Regions from separate parts of the Homo sapiens genome. Here region 2 is linked to region 1. The links are chromatin loops, found by intact Hi-C in ENCODE. Cell type or tissue: endothelial cell of umbilical vein. All regions are shown on one strand. Links, peaks and the distances in the headings refer to the core of each region. The heading gives the core; the rest is flanking DNA. Region 1 overlaps RPS6KA5 (ribosomal protein S6 kinase A5). Region 2 overlaps TTC7B (tetratricopeptide repeat domain 7B).

The links. Hi-C counts contacts between places; a loop is a spot of excess contacts. Peaks named below come from ENCODE experiments on the same cell type or tissue, not always from the same donor. Only the 100,000 strongest peaks of a DNase experiment are listed, where the experiment ranks them.
Region 2: it touches region 1 in a loop (4-fold over the local background); 3 of 110 quality-filtered maps call a loop at or near these places.

What each region holds. Positions count from the first base shown.
Region 1 is chr14:90,837,441-90,853,413 of GRCh38, reverse strand. It overlaps RPS6KA5 (ribosomal protein S6 kinase A5), which reads left to right. Exons shown (of 17, transcript NM_004755.4): 17 at 1-5,553. Among named protein-coding and RNA genes, the nearest start is that of LINC02321, 17 kb to the right of the region's middle. RefSeq lists enhancers at 3,166-3,932, 6,850-7,349, 7,350-7,851. In endothelial cell of umbilical vein, for the core only: no CTCF peak of the experiment used is centred there; a DNase peak (open chromatin) is centred at 2,693; H3K27ac peaks cover 2,028 bases.
Region 2 is chr14:90,793,215-90,798,214 of GRCh38, reverse strand. All of the region lies in intron 1 of TTC7B (tetratricopeptide repeat domain 7B), which reads left to right. Among named protein-coding and RNA genes, the nearest start is that of TTC7B, 21 kb to the left of the region's middle. RefSeq lists a silencer at 4,261-4,423. In endothelial cell of umbilical vein, for the core only: no CTCF peak of the experiment used is centred there; DNase peaks (open chromatin) are centred at 604 and 2,364; H3K27ac peaks cover 2,884 bases.

The DNA of each region.
Region 1 (15,973 bases), core at 1-5,000:
TTACTTTTTTATTAGCCACTTCATTGTTGATGTCTTAATGGGAGATCTTAGTTTGATGAATCTACTCTTTGAAATTTTAGTTTGATTAGTCATTTGTTTCTGCTAGGTTTTGGCTTTTGTTTTGTTTTTTGAGTGATAACCTAAGAAGTTTCTACAGTGGAAAATATCATTATGACATCTTCATCCCTTATAAAGTTGTTTCATTTAGAGGAATTTTTCAAAGCCTATGTTGAGAAATGGGCAAATTAAGTAAAGCATCATAACAATTTTTTTTATAGTGAACTCATTTTATTTATAGAACGGCAAACACATTCACTCTTTTTGCTAACATCCGGGGCTTTTTTCATTGTGACTGCTTTGCACACTTAAAAATGTTTCTCCCAGGCCGGGCACGGTGGTTCATGCCTGTAATCCCAGCACTTTGGGAGGCCGAGGCGGGCGGATCACAAGGTCAGGAGATTGAGACCATCCTGGCTAACATGGTGAAACCCTGTCTCTACTAAAAATACAACAAAAATTAGCCGGGCGTGGTGGCAGGCGCCTGTAGTCCCAGCTACTGGGGAGGCTGAGACAGGAGAATGGCATGAACCCGGGAGGCGGAGCTTGTAGTGAGCCGAGATCGCGCCACTGCACTCCAGCCTGGGCGACAGAGCAAGACTCTGTCTCAAAAAAAAAAAAAAAAAAAAAGTTTCTCCCAGCAAAGGCTAACTGGAATTTATTTTTGTTTAAAGACAAATACTTTTAATGTGGATAAAATAAAAGTTGGAAGTATGCCTTTCATGTGGCAAACTGGAAATTAGTGGTTAGTACTCCATTGCAGCATTAAATACCAATTCTTTACAATAGGGTGCACATATCAGATGCTGTTTTTCCCTTAACCTTTGCACTTTTCATTGAAAATGTTTTCAAATCAAATCTTGTTTTATTGGGTTTCACATGATTGGACTAATACTTACATATATGCTTCTTTTTAAGGTATTTAGACATTGACAATTAGTTATTTCCTTATGAGCCATAGCTTTGAAAAACCATTTTAGAAGAAATTTCCATTTTTTAAACAAAAGTGTTGGGAGGCCGAGGCGGGCAGATCACGAGGTCGAGACCATCCTGGCTAACATGGTGAAACCCCGTCTCTAATAAAAATACAAAAAATTAGCCAGGCATGGTGGTGGGCACCTGTAGTCCCAGGTACTTGGGAGGCTGAGGCAGGAGAATGGCGTGAACCCGGGAAGCAGAACTTGCAGTGAGCCAAGATCGCACCACACCACTGCACTCCAGCCTGGGCGACAGAGCGAGACTCCGTCTTAAAAAAAAAAAAAAAAAAAAAAAAGTGATTTTTTAAAGAAAAGATACCGATAATTTGTCTTTGCTGTAGATGAATGCCACGTTTTTATATACTAGGACTATTACTGAATAATACTGTTTATTTCTTTAGATCAACGAATATATTAAATTCTGTCTTTTTTGTTCAAATAAACGCTGTGAGATGATTGGGAAGGCTGTGTGTTGAAGTTAGATGCAAAGTTGGACCTTGTACAGTGAGCCTCTTGTGAGAACTGAGCCATGAAAGATAAAGCCTGTCATTCATGTCTGCCTTGGCCTGTGCCCAGCTTTATTAGTAAAAACCATTCAGTTTTTACTAATGATATCTACCAGTATCTAAAGAGAAATACCTTCATCCTCTAGAAGAAAACAAGGTTACCCAAAGAGCTCACTTAATTCCTTCCTTTTTCCCTGAACCCTTGGTTTTAAGTGAAGAGTAAAATGTACTAGATATGACACTCTCTCTGAGTATTACTGAGGATTTTGTGGAAAAGGCAGTTTGGTACTTTATTTCCAGCTTAGCTGCAGACTTGGTGACCCTGAGCAAATCACTCAGCCTCCCTTTGCCTCCATTTCTTCATCTGTAAAATGGGGTTAACCTGTGCCTCCCTGTCTCACCAGCATACTGAGGGATCGATTAAAGAGGATTAAAAAAATCCATAAGGTACACTGATTCCAAAGATGGGTAGAATGATATTTAATAATGAAGACTTTCTGTTATATAGCAATTTAATTTTAAAAGTATCTTTACCAGGCCAGGTGCGGTGGCTCACTCCTGTAATCCCAGCACTTTGGGAGGCTGAGGAGGGTGGATCACGAGGTCAGGAGATCAAGACCATCCTGGCTAACACGGTGAAACCCCGTCTCTACTAAAAGTACAAAAAAATTAGCCAGGCATGGTGATGAGCGCCTGTAGTCCCAGCTACTCACGAGGCTGAGGCAGGAGAATGGCATGAACCCGGGAGGCGGAGCTTGCAGTGAGCCGAGATCACGCCACTGCACTCCAGCCTGGGGGGCAGAGTGAGACTCTGTCTCAAAAAAAAAATAAAATAAAAGTATCTTTACCCACTTCTCTGTAGTGAATATTGACTAGCATTTTGAAGTAGGAACTAACAAAGTATAAAATTAAGTAGATTTTTTATATTTATGGGTATTGTTCTAGTACAAATTTATGGTGTACACTGTCGGTCTGAGTGTGGGTTTAAAATATATCATTGTGCTTGGCTAATTTGTAGAATGTCTTATTTGAATTGACTTCATTTATTTCAGAGGAATGCATAGATGATCAGATCAAACTGTCGTCATAGCAGTGTTTTCAGCACATACGAGAATCTTAGAGTTTAGGAGCCTTAGAGCTCACCCAGTGCAATTTCCTGCCGGAAGCAGATTCCTTCCTGGTGACCTCACCAACAGGTGCTTGTGCAGCCTTTTCCTGAAAACTTTTTGGGAAAGTGGGGGCTGCTACCTCACTACTTTGATGTGTACCTTTTGTTCAAGAACTTTCTAAAACTTGGAGCTAATCATGGGTTATTTCAGAAGATGTAAGCATTTTAAGTTTTTTATTGAATTCCATCCTTATTTAAAAGGCCTGGTTATGTAATATTTTCTGTTTTTTTTTTTTTTTTTTGTATGGTTTCCCACATTGATTAGGTTGTTTTCTTCATTTTCTTAATAGATTAAAAATACTTTCTTCTCTTTCTATTTGTGTCTTCTTCCATTTAGTATTTATGGGAGGGAGCAAGAAGGGAAAGGATGTCTATTTTTAAAATTGACTACAATCATGACTGTTCTTCTTGTCATTCTGTAGCAGCTGGATTTATTACCATCTCTTATTTAAAGGTCCTTCAGAACACGTTGAAGCAGTTCATTTCAGGTCAATGGCTGGTAAGCAATGTCAGGACCTCTGGGGAAGGAGAAGCTGACGGGATCCCAGAGGAAAGAATTGAGGTTGTTTGCTCCCTTGTAGAAAGCCCACAGATCCCTTCCCAGACTAGAAAAAAAGTGCCAGAGTGTCCTGAAACTTTCCTTCTAAGGCACATACTTCAAAGAGACTGGGGATTCCTTTGTTTTAAATATAGGTGGGGTCTCACAGTGTTGCCCAGGCTGGGCTCAAGCGATCCTGCCACCTGGGCCTCCCAAAGTGATGGGATTACAGGCATGAGCCACCATGCACGGCCATGGAGATTCTAATGTGGTGCCAGCTGCCAGGTAAGAAAGCTGTGAGACAATGTGTTGATTTTCCTTTACTACGTCAGGTTTGAGGACATCATCTAGCATCAACGGGTAACGTCACCCTTTGTTCCATCTTTGGGAAATAATAGTAGTAGCTTGTTACTGTTAGCTGACCCCTACATTAGCATCAATAAAGTAAATCCCTTTAACTTTCCTTTTGGCCTTTCCTTTCTCTCTCTCTGCCTCCCCACCAGCCCCGACTCTCTCCTGTGTGCGTACACATCCACACACACCTCCATGGTATTCCTTCTTTCTCCCACCTAAGGGAAGCTGTGCCCGATCTTGCTGCAGTCCAGGTCACCGTACTGAGATGAGTCAGCCACAGACTCTAAACACTAGCAGCGATTAGCCGTATGTAGCCACCAAGTGCACTGTTTTAGACAGGTTTACACAGCTCTTTGCTGTCCACTCATATCAGCTGTGTAGTAGCCCAAGGCAGCCTGTCAGGCAGAAGAATTACCAACCAAAGTGGATCTATTCATAAGATAAAAGATCCGGAGTCCGTGCCCTCTTAAAAAACTTTTGTCTTCAGACATATGGGTGCGTGTTCATCTCTGGCCAAAACTTTGTTTCCAGTTTCAAAGGGCTGGTTGCGAAGGTGGCCTTGTAACCTTTCTGTTGCCGGCTCTGTTAGTTGCCTGATAAGCAGTAGCTAATTCATCCTCCTCAGAATTTGAGAGTGGCATCTATTAGATTCAGACCACCAAGGTGCCTGCGCGGGCTCTCCTGGTTACGACTGAGTCCCCTTTTCTCATCTGTGGGGTGAACGCTTCTATTTGCAGAAATTTGCTTGCATCTTTTTCCTTTTATTTATTATTACTTTTTAGAGATGCGGCCTTGCTCTGTTGCCCAGGCTGGAGTGCGGTGGACTCTTTTCTTTTGTTGATCTTTGCCATCCTCTGCCTGGCTTAATGAGGTTCTTTCCCTGCGTATTTATGTCCCAGGAGCTCACCTTCCCCCTAGGTTTTTAAGAAGGAAGCAGAAAATGTTACAAAGTATAAGGGATTCTATGAAGTCCATAGATAGGATTTGCTTTGGGAGTAGATGATTTCTTCTTATTTTGGTGTAAACATCAATTTGGATGGCAATTAGAATGTCTTTAGCCTCTTTAAAAAGCCCTTCTGGGGCAAACCTTTGCAAGTCACTCAGCTGGCATGTAATGAGATTTTTATTTGCATGGCTTTTTTTTTCTAAGTCTCTCTAGAAGAACATAAGGACATTCTGAACATGCAAGGAATACAGTTATTCTCACATCAAGGATCAATTTTATTTTGTATCTTCATTTTATGTCATTTTCCTTTATTTTATTCACATTAATCTAGCATTAATTCCCCCCAGAGGGAATGATATTTTTGGTTGCTGCCACCTGTGTTATTAAGTGACAGCTTTTCTTTATCTGCTTTTCTGAATTTCATATTTATATACTTTATTGTAGTTTTTTAAAATCTATTCTAGCTGGGCTAGAATCTTCCAAGTATTAATTCATAATGAACTTCCCTCTTCTGGAATTGTTTAGGAGGGCTAATGTTCCATGTTCCCTTCGTTGCTATAGATATGAAGTTATTTCGATGTTCTTTGAGTGCTTTATTATAGCGATAACTGGTACTGCCTTTGATTAAAGGTGAGCTATATGGAGTTAAGCATTTTTATACTAGTAACTATTTATTGAGAATTTTCAGAATTCTATAGCTACTTGTCTTTAACAGTTATAAGAGGCATGTATTTTTTTTTCCTTCATGGTCTGGAAGTTAGTTTTCTCTTTGTTTGGGTAGATCGGAATGAGTTGTTGAGCTGTGTTGAAAACACACATGAATCAAAAAAGCAGATGTATTGTAGAAATGTGATGTTTTCATGTTTCGGGAATTTGACCGGAAAGCTTTATGTATGGGTTTTATTTTTAACAAAGCAGTAAGGGCTTACTTTTTACCAACTTGTGTGTGTGTAAAGATGTATTTGTTCAAGCTTTAAGAATAAACCTGTCAATGTACAAATGCCTGATATCTGACTTGGACTTGTGGTTTGTTTGTTTGTTTGTTTGTTTGCTTTTCGGGGCGTGGGGGTAGGTATGTTGGATCTTGGAAATAAGTGAGAGTGTTAAAGAAGCACAACAATCTGTATCAGTGAATTTACATCTTAGAAGACTCACATTAACTTATGCTTGAATGAAAACCGTGTGTGGATAACTGAATGCAGCGTTTTCTGAACTGCCCTGAAGGACGGCTTAAAAGGAGAAGGAAGCCACTCGCCCATTTAGTGTTCTGAAAGGTCTTTTCCCCTAGGACCCATTCATGCCTCCCTTCATCAAGCCCCCATCCTTCGAGGGTTCCAGAAAATGAGCCCCGGAGCAGATGATTGAGGGAGGGCACGCCTAGGTCTCCATTCCCACGGTTCTTGGTAGCTGATTCCTCAGTCCCCTTGGCTGCCACCCACCCAGTCTTCTGGGGCCCAGTCATTCCTCAGCCCACCCTCCTGCCCCCACTCCCTGAGCCACTTGTCCTTCACTCTTTATCCTCAGAAACTCTCCCACCTTCTATCCCTCCACGTCAGCTTCTCCCAGCCTTCCAAAGACATCATGACCTAACTTGATCGTTTTGGAGGTGGCATCTGTTGGCAGAATAAGCACAGACTCAGATGCTATATTACCTATCTATTGCTGCACAACAGATAACCCCCAAAATAGTGGCTTAAAACCATAACCATTCAGTATTTCACAGTTCTGGTAGGTCATGAATTCGGAAGCAGCCTAGCTGGATGGTTCTGGCTCAGAGGCTCTCATGGGTTGCAGTCAAGGTGAGGATGTTGGCCAAGGTTGCCATCACTGGAAGGCTTGACTGGGGCTGGCAGATCCGCTTCCAACTTGGCTCACATGGCAGGAAGCTTGCAAGGTGGGCTTCTCCACAGGGCTGTGTGAGTGCCCTTGCAATAGGGCACTCGGCTCCCCCAGGCTGATGATCTGAGAGAGAAGACAAGGAGGGAGCTACAGTTCCTTTGATGTCTTACTCTCAGATGCCACAGGCCGTCATCTCTGCCAGATTCTGCACTCATCTCTACATTCTCTAGAAGCCAACGACCAGTTACAACCACCCTTGGGAGCAGGAGAATGAGGCTTGGTCTGTGGAAGGGTGGAGCACCAAAAAATCTGTGGACATGTTTTTAAACCACCACAGATCCTTACTCATCCATTTTTTCTGACCACATGAGGTAGGCGAGTCACACTCCTAACCCTTGGATTCTTCTTCTCTAAAATGAGAACAATACTGTCTTCTTGAAGAGTACTTACGTGGCTTCAAGACAGTGTTGGAAACCTTCTAGCCCAACCATATCTGGCACACAGTAGGTGTTCATAAATAGGAGTTATTGTTATCCAGGCTCGGGGAGACCCAAAGCAAGAGTCTCTGCTGACAGCATGGGTGAAGGTGGAACTCCAACAGGGTGGTGAGGGGGTTTTGGGGAGAGGCAGTCCCACAGGACAGGAAACATCCTGTGCTGCTCCTGGCTGGGTCCGCGGATGAGCCAAGATGGGAATTAGACTCATCTGCCTCTCAGCTGGAGGCTACCACTTTGTTTCTCTCCTACTTTCCACCAGAATAATGGTCCCCCTCAAAGACATCCATGTCCTAATCCCCAGAACCTGTGGCTATGTTAGCTTACGTGGCGAAAGGAACCTTGCAGATGGGATTAAGGTAAGGATCTGGAGTTGGGGAGATGACCCTGGCCAATCTGGATGGGCCCAATGTCATCACAAAGGTCTTTCTAAGAGGGAAGCGGGAGCTCAGAGAGGAGAGGAGATGCCACACCACTGGCCATGAGGGTGCAGGAAGGAGCCATGAATCTAGGACATAGCTGGTCTGTGGAAGCTGGAAAGGACAAGGAAATGGATTCTCCCCAAGCCCTTCCAAGAAGAGCCAGCCCTGCTGACGCCTTGACTTTGACCAATGAGACTGATTTTTGGACTTCTGACCTCCAGCGCAGCAAGACAGAAACTCCACTCCAGAACGGAGCAGCCAAGGGCGCAGGGCTCTGTCTTCCCCAGCACCCAGTGGGAGGGCTGCCTTCCCAAGAGAAGCAGCATGCCAGCATTTCTCCTCCTGCCCCCAGTTCCTGTTGCTGAGGCTAAGTTCTGGGCAGGGACAGGCGAGAGTTGGGGGCTCCCTTCATCCTCCTGCCCCCTCGTGGGATGGAGGCCCTACCCGGGCCCCATCCTGGGATGTGAATACTGGCACCCTGATGGCCTGTCCTGGCTCCTGAGGCAGAGTTTCCGTGCTGGGAGAGGCAAACCAGGGAGACCAGAGGCTACTGTGGACCCTTGCACCAAGCACTCAGTCCTAAAGCTGAGGCGTCACTCAGGGAAACATGCCGTTGTTCCCAGGCCAAGACAGAAACTAGATTCATGGTTGTCTAGGACTGGGAAGTTTGGGAGACTATGGGAGGATAGCTAAAGGACACAGGGTTTCTTCTGGAGGTGATGAAAATACAGTTGTCTCTCAGGATCCATGGGCTCCAGCACACCAAGATCTGAGGACACCAAAATCCGAGGATGCTCAAGTCCCTGACATAAAATGACACAGTAGGCCGGGTGTGGTGGCTCACACCTGTAATCCTGGCACTTTGGAAGGCTGAGGCGGGTGGATAACTTGAGCTCAGGAGTTCGAGACCAGCCTGGCCAACAAGGTGAAACCCCTTCTCTACTAAAAATACAAAAATTAGCTGGGCGTGGTGGTGCACACCTGTAATCCCAGCTACTCGGGAGGCTGAGACAGGAGAATCACTTGAACCCAGGAGTCGGAGGTTGCCATGAGCCGAGATCATGGGTCTCATTTTGTCACCCAAGCTGGAGTACAGTGGCACAATCATGGCTCACCGCAGCCTTGAACTCCTGGGCTCAAGCGATCTCTTGCCTTAGCTTCCTGAGTAACTGGGACCATAGGCGTGTGCCACCACACCTGGCTAATTTTTTTTATTTTTTATTTTTTTGTAGCGACAAGGTCTCACCATGTTTTCTAGGCTGATCTCAAACTCCTGGGCTCAAGTGATCCTTCTGCCTCAGCCTCCCAAATTGCTGGGAATACAGGTGAGCCACTTCGTCTGGCCCATTTTGTGTTTCTTTAACTTTGGTCACCTATGCTGTGTTGTGTCCTGTGCTGAGCTTAAACTCAGGTGGGTGTAATGCTGACATCTCAGAGTCAGCCCCACGGATTACCAGCTAACCAGGGCAAATGTTTGGCTATTTATAAGACAGAGAAGAAGTAATCCCCAGGGTAAAACCAGAGGCCATCAAATGCAGTGGACTAAGCTACCGTGTAGAGGTGTGGGGGGAGGGGCTAGCCTTGGACCACTGATCACCACAGGGATAGCTCTGGCTGGCTGCTACCCCATCTGCATGTGGACTTTCTCTGCAGGATGTGGCAAAGGATGGTGAGCCACATACTCAGATTGAGTCAAGAATCTCATTTTTGTAAAAATAATGTATATAAAGCACCCCTGGGTGTTTTAGTAAATATCAGTGTTGATTCTATCCGACTTGTATTATCATTCCAGATGGTACAGCTGAGCCAAACCACCAGTCAGTCCTTCCCAGTTTGTGTCTTTGTGGCTGTTTGAGGCTCTAACTGGTGCTGATGAGTGCATCAAGAGCTCACAAGTGGCTGGGTGTGGTGGCACACACCTGTAATCCCAGCTACTCGGGAGGCTGAATGTGGAGGATCTGTTGAATCCAGGAGGTTGAGACTGCAGTGAGCTATGATCACACCACTGCACTCCAGCCCAGGTGACAGAGAGAGACCCCATCTCTTAAAAAAAAAATCAAAAATTAGACCAGGTGCAGTGGCTCATGCCTGTAATCCCAGCACTTTGGGAGGCCAAGATGGGCAGATCACTTGAGGTCAGGAGCTCGAAACCAGCCTGACCAATATGGTGAAACCCCGTCTCTACTAAAAATACAAAAATTAGCCAGGTGTTGTGGCGGGTACCTGTAATCCCAGCTGCTCAGGAGGCTGAGGCAGGAGATTCGCTTGAACCCGGGAGGTGGAGGTTGCAGTGAGCTGAGAACACGTGACTGCACTCCAGCCTGGGCGACAAAGTGAGACCCTGTCTCAAAAAAAAAAAATTAAGGTCAGGCGCGGTGGCTCACACCTGTAACCCCAGCACTTTAGGAGGCCAAGGCGAGCGGATCGCCTGAGGTCAGGAATTTGAGACCAGCCTGGCCAACATAGTGAAACCCCGTCTCTATTAAAAATACAAAAATTAGCCGGGTGTGGTGGTGGACACCTGTAATCCCACCTACTCAGGAGGCTGAGGCAGGAGACTTGCTTCAACCTGGGAGGCGGAGGTTGCAGTGAGCTGAGATCATGCCACTGCACTCCAGCCTACGTAATAGATCAAGACTCCGTCTCAAAAAAAAAAAAATTAAAATTAGAAAAACTCACAGGAAACAGATTAAGGTCACCCTGGGTCCCTCCATTGGTTCAAGTACAAGTGGCTAAAAAACAACCAAAATAGTAGATAGACCAGCCTGGCCAGAAGCCAGAAGCAGCCTGTGGTGGAAGGAAGACCCAGGGGAAGCCTCTGCCTCAAAGTCCCACCTGCTCAGCAGGTCTGCTCCCACCTCTCAGTGCTGCCTGAGTGCCAATCATTAGAGCATCAGACCTCTCTGGTCCTCAGTGTCCTTATCTGTAAAACAGGGGTAATGTTATCCTTCAGTCAGTTTTTCTCTGTAACAGTTCCTAAGGCTGCAGAAGACTGGAACATTCTCTGGGGTAATTCTTTATACTGTAGAGTCTAAAGAAAGTGTCTATAGAGTTGGGATGCTCCAAAAGCATAGTAGTTATTAATAGGCTGCCAAGACTGTGGGAGGGTGTAAAGCCAGTTGTACGCAACAAAGCTTTGAAAGGCAGCCTAGAACAGGAAGCGTCAGCATGTGCTGCAGACGTCAGGCATGGTGGCCCTGCATGAGATGTGGGCAGAGGGGAAGGCGCAGGCCTGGGCAGTACTTCACAATTTGGGCCTCAAGAGCTCCCCCCACCTCTACAGTGTGGTTATTATTAGGACGAGAAGGAGGTGCAGTAGACTGAAAAAATCCTCAGCTCAATGTACAAGGCTTCCCACGTTGCTGCAGGTGACCTATTTTGGATGCAGAAAAGCATGGTGATGCTGGGTGCGGTGGCTCACGCCTGTAATCCCAGCACTTTGGGAGGCCGAGATGGGTGGATCACGAGGTCAGGAGATCAAGACTATCCTGGCTAACATGGTGAAACCCCGTCTCTACTAAAAATACAAAAAAATTAGCCGGGTGTGGTGGCGGGCACCTGTAGTCCCAGCTACTCGGGAGGCTGAGGCAGGAGAATGGCGTGAAGCCAGGAGGTGGAGTTTGCAGTGAGCCAAGACCACGCCACTGCTCTCCAGCCTGGGCAACAGAGCGAGACTCTGTCTCAAAAAAAAAAATTAAATTAAATTAAATTTAAAAAAAGCATGGTGATAGGGATAGTAATTGCTAGCAATTTGAAAAACCTAGCAACTCTCCGGTGTCTTATCTGATCAGACATGGAAGCCATGTATAATCTTGGCCCACCTTGAATTGCTGTTGACCCTAAGCATATGAGCAAGTTCTGCAAAGCTCCAGTTAACAGTGTGAGGCTCTTTAAACAGGGATTCACACAGGAGCGCCAACTGCATTTCTTTTCTTTTCTTTTTTTTTTTGAGACGCAGTCTCACTCTGTTGCCCAGGCTGGAGTGCAGTGGTGCCATCTCAGCTCACTGCAACCTCCGCCTCCTGGTTTCAAGCGATTCTCCTGCCTCAGCCTCCCAAGCAGGTGGGATTACACATGTGTGCCACCATGCCCAGCTAATTTTTCTATTTTTAGTAGAGATGGGGTTTCACCATGTTGGCCACGCTGGTCTCGAACTCCTGACCTTGTGATCCGCCCATCTCAGCCTCCCAAAGTGCTGGGATTACAGGCGTGAGCCCCCGTGCCCGGCCCACCAACTGCATTTCTAATGCTTGATTTGTTCAGCATAGTGGTAGCATGCAGGTGTTCATGATAGTATCCTTATGCCCTTTGCATGTATGAAATATTTCATAATGATTTTTTAAAGGACAGCATAGGCTGGGTGTGGTGGCTCATGCCTGTAATCCCAGCACTTTGGGAGGCCAAGGCGGGTGGACCACTTGAGCTCAGGAGTTTGAGACCAGCCTGGCCAACATGGTGAAACCCCGTCTCTACTAAAAATACAAAAATCAGCCTGGCACGGTGGCACGCAGCTATAATCCCAGATCCTCGGGAGGCTGAGGCAGGGGAATCGCTTGAACCTGGGAGGCAGAGGTTGCAGTGAGCCAAGTTCGCGCCACAGCACTCCAGCCTGGGTGACAGAGCGAGACCCTGTCTCTCAAAAAAAGTGCAACCTAAGTACAAGCCTAGTCCCACCAGCAAATAGCAGCCCATCCTTGGTTGCATAACCTGGAGGAGAGGAGCAGAGCCACAGTCAGAGCCTCACACCGCAGATTCGCCTGCCGTGATTCCACTCAGGCTAGAAACATTCCCTAAACAACTCATAAGGGAGACAGTGCACTCTAAGCACACTGAAGGGTGAGAGGAGGCTGCCCAAGGATTAAAATTTTAACCCAGATGGCCGGGCACGGTGGCTCATGCCTGTAATCCCAGTACTTTGGGAGGCCGAGGCAGGTGGATCACCAGGTCAGGAGTTCAAGACCAGACTGGCCAAGATGGTGAAACCCAGTCTCTACTAAAAATACAAAAAAAATTAGCCAGGTGTGGTGGCGGGTGCTTGTAATCCCAGCTACTCAGGAGGCTGAGGCAGAGAATTGCTTGAACCCAGGAGGCAGAGTTTGCAGTGAGCCGAGATCGAGCCACTGCACTCCAGCCTGAGCAACAGAGCAAGACTCTGTCTCAAAAAAAGAAAAAAGAAAATTTAATCCAGATGATCTGCGGGGTGAGAGGGCAGGTTGTACAAAGTTCAGTTTGAGGGGCTGTGTGTGCTCACTCCTGCCATCCATCAGGCCTTTGGGGCACGTGGGCCTGGCAGAATGAGTGACCTGTGAAACTGAATTTGTCCACAGGCCTACCCTGAGCAGTGAGTTATTAAACATCAGTGAAGAGCAAGGAAGGGTATGTTAGTCCATTTTGTGTTTCTATAAAGGAATACTGAAGCTGGGTAATTTATATAGAAAAGAGGTTTATTTGGCTCACAGTTGTGCAAGCTATACATGAAGTATGCTCAGCTTCTGATGAGGATCTCAGGAAGCTTATAATCACAGCAGAGGCTGGGCACTGTGGCTCATGCCTGTAATACCAGCACTTTGGGAGGCCAAGGTGGGTGGATAACCTGAGGTCAGGAGTTTGAGACCAGCCTGGGCAATATGGTGAAACTCCAACTGTAATAAAATTACAAAAATTCTCCTGGCATGGTGGTGGGTGCCTGTAATCCCAGCTACTCGGGAGGCTGAGGCACGAGAATCACTTGAACCCGGGAGGTGGAGGTTGCAGTGAGCCGAGATCACACCATTGCTCTTCAGCCTGGGCGACAGAGTGAGACTCTGTCTCAAAAAAAAAAAAAAAAAATCGCAGCAGAAGATGAAGGGGGAGTAGGTGTGTCACATGGAGAGGGGGGCAGAGGAGAAAGAGGGAGAGGAGGTGCCAGGCTCTTTTAAACAACCAGCTGTCACATGAACTAACAGAGTGAGACTCGCTCATCACCAAGGGGTGGCACCAAGCCATTCATGAGGGATCCTCCCCATGAGCTACACATCTCCCTCTAGGCCCCCACCTCCCACACTGGGGGTCACATTTCAACGTGAGGTTTGGAGGGGACAAACATCCAAACCATTTCAAAGAGATATTAAAGCCTGAGCAACATGGCCAAACTCCGTCTCTACAAAAAACACAAAAATTAGCCAGGTGTGGTGGCACACACTTACAGGCTCAGCTTCTTGGGAGGCTAAAGTGGGAGGATAACTTGAGCCCAGGAGGTTGAGGCTGCAGTGAGCCATGATCACACCACTGCACTCCAGCCTAAGTAACAAAGCAAGACCCTGGAAAGAAAAAAAAAAAGGAGATATTAAGATCTCTGTTCATCCAACCAAGAAAACAAAGATAGGTTTCTGTGCTCTGCACAGTGGGAGCAGTACTGCTTCTGTTCTCTGTGCTCTCCGCCCCAGGGCCAGCATTTCTCCGCCTGGGTCTGGGCTCTGGACAGTTCTCTTAGTCTCCCAAATCTTTTCCAACTCCAATTGTTATAAAAATCATTTACCAGATGTCTCCCTCAGGTTCTTTGTTCAAAAGCAACAAAAACTAACTTAAGTAACTTAAGCAAAAAGTTAACTGAGTAACTTAAGCAAAAAGGGAATGGACAACAGGAAGTGGGAGAGGCAAATGACCGAAGGCACAAAGCCCAGACTTGGAAGGGGCAGGGCCTGGGTGGCCCTTGGGGCCTGGGAAAGGAAAGTAAATGGATGTTTCATCTGGTCCTCAGTACTGAACACATCTAATCCGGCGTGAGTGGGCAGGGAATCGTGTGAGTGACTGTGTTTAAGTTTGAGTTTCTTTTTCCTTCATCCCTAGGTCTCTCCAGGCTAGACTGAAATATCAGGGAGGAAGGGTTCTAACTGCCTGGCTGGGTCACATGCTCAGCCTTGACTAGAGGAAGGCAGTGCATCCTCCTCCTTGACGGGTACTTATCATGTGCTAGTTTGAGGTCATTTCTCCAAAGCAAAGTGGGAGCAGAAGCCGAGGGCAGGAGACTGGACGCTGGGCAGAAGCAAAATCAGTGGCCGCTCCCCCAGGGCTTCTGGTCTGCCTGTTCCTTGTCTGCCTTTTTTTTTTTTTTTTTTTTGAGATGAGTTTCACTCTCGTCACCCAGGCTGGAGTGCAATGGCATATTCTCGGTTCACTGCAACCTCTGCCTCCCGGGTTCAAGAGATTCTCGTGCCTCAGGCTCCCAAGTAGCTGGGATTACAGGCACCCGCCACCACGACCGGCTAATTTTTATTTTTATTTTATTTTTATTTTTAGTAGAGATGGGGTTTCACCATGTTGGCCAGATTGGTCTCAAACTCCTGACCTCAGGTGATCCACCCACCTCGGCCTCCCAAAGTGTTGGGATTACAGGTGTGAGCCACCGTGCCCAGCCCCTTGTCTGGCTTTTTAACAAGACATTTGTCTTCCAGCAGATCCCAAACTCCAGGACAGGGACATTTTCCTCCACTTTTGTTTCCTTTGGTGGTGGACAGGGGAGGTCAGCGCCATCCCAAACATTTGGTAGCTGCATAATAAATGCTTATGGAATTGAGTTTGATCAAATCCGAGAGACAAAAAATGGAAGCGCAGAGCTTTCCAAAATACTGAAAGCATTCAGAACATCTTGGTGCTCTAGGGTAAAGTGGAAAGAGTTAAATATTTCAGACTGGCTTTGTGTTTCTGACCCCTCCTTCACCCACCCTGTGCTGGGTGTTGCTCTGTGGTGATGCAGGGTAAAGGAATAATTGGCCATATTCTGTTAAGGCATGGCATCTAAAAGTGAAGGTTTTCTTCTGAGATAAAGTTTGAAAAGGGGCTCAGTAGAGGCCAGGTATTAATTTCCATCCTGGAGGAAGAAAGGCATGGAAACTGCAGCAAGTTTGTGTTGACTTCATTAGTCTGTTGATGCTGGAGCACACGGCCTGTCCCCTTCACAACTGGAAAGAACACAAGTCCCCGCCTCAATCAAAGCCTGTGTGTTGTCTCCCAATCAATGGTGCACCTTACCTTCTATTTATTTATTTGAGACGGAGTCTCGCTCTGTCACCCAGCACCCAGGCTGGAGTGCAGTGGTGCGATCTTGGCTCACTGCAGCCTCTTCCTCCCGGGTTGAAGCAGTTCTTCTGCCTCAGCCTCCTGAGTAGCTGGGATTACAGGCGTGCGCCACCACACCTGGCTACTTTTTGTATTTTTAGTAGAGATGGGGTTTTGCCATGTTGGCCAGGCTGGTCTCGAACTCTTGATCTCAGGTGATCCGCCTGCCTCGGCCTCACAAAGTGCTGGGGTTACCACCGGCCCAGTGCACTTTACTTTCAAGCGATGACGTGCCCACTATAATTAGGGGCCATATATGTTCTCTGAGAAGTCTTCCATCAGGGCAAGCCAGTCTACATCTCGCAGTCCGCATGTGAAGTAACAAGCGTTTCTCTTTCATCTGTGAAATCAAAACCTCTGTTCGAACAGATAAACATATCGTGCTGCTTCTGTGTTGAATAACTAAAGACCAAACTTGAACTACTTTCAGGAGTCGGGAAGAATAATTGGCCAACTCATGCATCATGATACCATAGTTTTCATTCCAAAGGTACTTGAAGAACAACTTCAACCACACAAAACTCTGTTCGCTGATGACTGCCCTTTAGAAGGTGGATGTTTCCTGGGGACATTGC
Region 2 (5,000 bases), core at 1-5,000, 55 kb after region 1:
CTTATGGAGTCTTGCCTAGACAGCTCAGCTCTGCGCCACGTGGCCTTTTATCGTTCAGCAGGTTGGCCTGGGCTAGGTATGGGCTGGCCTAGGCACGTTCTCGTGGCGGTCACAGAGAAGCAAGAGGGAAAAAGTGCGTAAGCCCTTTTCTAAGCCTCTGCGTGCATTAACATTTCCACTGTTCCATCAGTCAGAGCAAGCCCTGGGGTCAAGCCCAGGGACAGTGCAAGAGGCCACAGAGCATGGGATTCAGGAAACGTGAAGACATGGCCTTTCGTACAGCCAGGCCACCACAGAGTCGTATGGAGATCTGCTCCATGTGTTTATGGGTGCACGGTCCTGCTGCATGGGGTGCACCATAACTCAGTTAACAGGTATCCTGTCAAGGACCTTATAGGTTGTCTCGTATCTTTTGCTATGACCAGTAGGGCTGTATGTAGTAAACATCCCTATCTGTACATCTTTGTGCTGAAGATTGCATATATCTGTGGGATAACCACTTAAAACTGGAATTTCTGGGTCAGCTGGTATGGGAGTATGTCAGTTGCTTTGTAGAAATTGCTACATTGCCCCCTGGAGACACTCATGCTAATTTATACCCCCACCAGCATGACACAGCAGTGTCTGTTTTCCTGTTAGCACTCTGGAGGCAGGGGGATCACAAATACTGCAAATGCTGGGTTACCCGGGATTACAGGAAGCCCAGTAAACGAGGAGCTGGAGTTCACTCTGGTCATTCTGAGGCTTTTTTTTTCTTTAGACTAAGTCTCACTCTGTTGCCCAGGCTGGAGTACAGTGGAGACATCTCGGCTCACTGTAACCTCTGCCTCCCAGGTTCAAGTGATTCTCCTGCCTTAGCCTCCCGAGTAGCTGGGATTAACAGGTGTGTGCCACCATACCCAGATAATTTTTGTATTTTTTTTTAGTAGAGATGGGGTTTTACCATATTGGCCAGGCTGGTCTTGAACTCCTGACCTCATGATCCACCCACCTTGGCCCCCCAAAGTGCTGGGATTACAGGTGTGAGCCACTGCACCTGGCCTTCTGAGCCTTAAGAAATGGAGAACCTGGGTCAGGCAAGTTGGCTTGTGCCTGTAATCCCAGCACTTTGGGAGGCCAAGGCGGGCAGATCACTTGACACCAGGAGTTCCAGACCAGCTTGGCCAACATGGGAAAACATTGTCTCTACTAAAATACAAAAATTAGCCTGGTGTGGTGGTGCGCGCCTGTAATCCCAGCTACTCGGGAGGCTGAGGCAGGAGAATTGCTTGAGCCTGGGAGTCAGGTTGCAACGGGCTGAGATTGTGCCACTGCACTCCAGCCTGGGTGACAGAGCGAGACTGTCTCAAAAAAAAAAAGAAAAAAAGAAAAAGAAATGGAGAACCTGGCTGTGTTTTGGGGCAACAAAGGGGACACTGAGGAGCCAACTCCTCCCTGAATAGCGGTGTGTTTCTTCCTCCTGGATGCCAGCTGCAGCAGGAATGGTTTGAATAGATCTAAATACTTCTCTATTGACATAGAAACTGAGTTGTTGAGAATTTTTTGTGTTGGTGTCAAGTACTCCCAGGAATAGAGAAGAGTCTTTTTTTCTTCCTCATCTGATCACATCTCTGCATGTCAGCTGCTTATCCAGCAAAGGAGGAACTAGGAGGAAGGGCAGTCCCTTCCAGAGGCAAAGGCCACAGCCCCACCTTCCCCGGGTGGGGGGGATCAAGGAGGCCAAGTGCCTGTGGGCATTGAACTGTGCCAGCCACAGGGCTCAGGGGACTGGCTCTGTTGTGCTGAGCCAGGGCACGGACCCCCCTGCAGGGTGGCTCATTCCCCATATCTCCTTGGTGAGGGTCTCACTAGTGGTCTCTCTTTGGCTTCAGGCTTTATCCCTATATAAGCCATTGGGGAGCTAGTTACTGCAGCCTCACTTAACCCCCAAATAATGCCCAAGAGAAAAGCGAAGCCAGCCCTGGGTACCCTTGAGTCCCTCTTTACCCCTGTCCCCTGAGAATCCTAGCAAGTGAAGGAGAGGGACTTCAAAACCATCCATCCAGCCTCTGCCCCAGAGGGGTTAAGTGGGCCGGGGTCACCCAGCTGGTTGGGAGGGAAGCTGGGCCCCTTCTGGAGGCTGATGGTATAGTTTGTGCATGGCGTGCCGGAGAGAGTGTAGGGAGACTGCCTGCGTTCAAACGCAGCTCCAGGATGAACCAGCTCTGTGGCCTTAGGGATGCTGCTCCCCTCTCCTGCCTGGTTCCCTGTTTGTGAGATGGAGATGATAATAGCATCCTAGTATTGTTTCCAGGACTATCAGGATCGGGTAAACTGCTCACCATACTGCATGGCACTTCGTATGAGCTCAGCATGGCTGGGCTATTAATGACTCACACAGCATTCATATCCTCCTGCTACATTGCAGGCCTGTTGAACACGGAGCTTGTGTCTCCTAGAGCTTTCTGGCCCCACAAGATCCAACATAACTATTCTGGGAAATAGTCAATCCTAAATGGATGGTAATAACAGTAGCTAATGTTTATTCACCACTTACTTCAGACTATGTGCGTTACATATTATCTCTAATCCTCATGATACCCAAGTGAGAAAACTAAGGCTCAGAGAGGTTAAGTGTCTTGCCCAGTGCCACACGGCTAGCGAGCAAGGGAGGTGGGATTTAAGCCCAGGGCTGCCAGAGGCCAAAGCTCTTTCCCCTGCATTGCACTAGCTGTGGCCTCTCCTTTCTGTAAACTGCACTTCTGGCCCCACTTTGCAGTCCGGCTGCTCCACGACCAGCTGTGTGCCACACTCTGCCTGGTGAGTGCATAGGCACATGGGGGATTTAAGCCTTTCCTGCGCACAATTCGAGTGTAAGGTCCCCGCTTCTGTGTTGCACCTGGAAGCTCTCAAGGCCGTAGTGGGCTCACCTTGTTTGTTACCCAGCTCTCACGGGTCACTGTTCTTTGTTGCCTGATGCCCAATGTCTTGAAAACATTTTTTTTTTGTCTTGTTTTTGTGGTAGTCTCAGATAGGAGAGTAAATTTGGTCCCTATTACTCTTTCTTGGCTGGAAGTAAAAGTCTAGCTTTAATGTTTTGATCTTGTTTTATATTTAATTCTTTAATCTATCTGGAATTAATTTTCTCGTATGCCCTGGAGTGCCTTTTTTCCCTCTTGTCACACTGTTCTACCTTGCAGCTGGACACGTTATTAGGTAATAAATGCTGGTTAGGTGATGTCTTTTCTTGCTAGTGGGTTCTGAATTGGGAGCCCACGAGGTCCCTGACAAGGGCAGGCAGTGCTCATGGAGTGTTGGTCACACCACCCAGTGCCCCTCTATCATTTAGGACTGAACTATGCAGCCTCTGGATGATTTCTTTGGCCTGACTCTTGATGTTTTTAATATCTCTGCCCTCCTGATTGGGAGAGTGAGTGGCAGGGAATTCACCTTTTTTGAGGGAAGCAAAGAAAACATAATTTGTTGGGAGATTAACTTAGCGCCTGGACTTTTGAAAAATTTCGGAAATTGTTTTGCAGCCACCATGCTCAATTTCAAATGAGATTGTAACTTCCCTGCTCAGAGCAGGCAGCTCCTTTTGGAACTGAGGAGCCGATACCTACCTGCCTAGCAGGAAACTCCCCTGACGGTTCCCCCTTTCTCTCTGTATTAGTCCATTCTCACACTGCTATAAAGAAATACCCAGCCAGGGCTGGGTGCGGTGGCTCATGCCTATAATCCCAGCACTTTGGGAGGCCGAGACAGGTGGATCACGAGGTGAAGAGATTGAGACCATCCTGGCCAACATGGTGAAACGCCATCTCTACTGAAAATACAAAAAATTAGCCGGGTGTGGTGGCAGGCGCCTGTAGTCCCAGCTACTCGGGAGGCTGAGGTAGGAGAATCACTTGAACCCGGGAGGTGGAGGTTGCAGTGAGCCGAGATTGCGCCACTGCACTCCAGCACTCCGGCCTGGTGACAGAGCGAGACTCCGTCTCAAAAAAAAAAAAAAAAAAAAAAAAAAGAAATACCCAGCCAGGTGCAGTGGCTCACACTTGTAATCCCAGCACTTTGGGAGGCCAAGGTGGGTGGATCACTTGAGGCCAGGAGTTTGAGACCAGCCTGGCCAACATGGTGAAACCCTGTCTCTACTAAAAATACAAAAACTAGCCAGGTATGGTGGCGCGTGCCTGTAATCCCAGCTACTCAGGAGGCTGAGGCATGAGACTTGCTTGAACCTGGGAGGCGGAGGCTGTAGTGAGCCGAGGTGGTGCCACTGCACTCCAGCCTGGGTGATAGAATGAGACTGTTTCGAAGAAAACAAACAAGGCCGGGCGCGGTGGCTCACGCCTATAATCCCAGCACTTTGGGAGGCCGAGGCGGGCGGATCACCTGAGGTTGGGAGTTCGAGACCAGCCTGACCAACATGGAGAAACCCTGTCTCTACTAAAAATACAAAATTAGCTGGGCATAGTGGTGCATGCCTGTAATCCCAGCTACTCGGGAGGCTGAGGCAGGAGAATTGCTTGAACCCAGGAGGTGGAGGTTGCGGTGAGCAGAAGACGTGCCATTGCACTCCAGCCTGGGCAACAAGAGCAAAACTCCATCTCAAAAAAAAAAAAGAAAAAAAGAAAAAAACAAACAAACAAACAAAAGAAATACCTGAGACTGGGTAATTTATAAAGGAAAGAGATTCTTTTTTTTTTTTTTTGAGACAGAGTCTTGCTCTTTCGCCAAGGCTGGAGTGCAATGGCACAATCTCAGCTCACTATAACCTCCGCCTCTTGGGTTCAAGCGATTCTTCCTGCCTCAGCCTCCTGAGTAGCTGGGATTACAGGCACCTGCCACCACGCCTGGCTAATTTTTGTATTTTTAGTAGAGACGGGGTTTTGCCATGTTGGCCAAGCTGGTCTCGAACTCCTGACCTCAGGTGATCCGCCCACCTTGGCCTCCCAAAGTGCTGGGATTACAGGCATGAGCCACTGTGCCTGGCCAGGAAAGAGGTTTAATTGACTCACAGT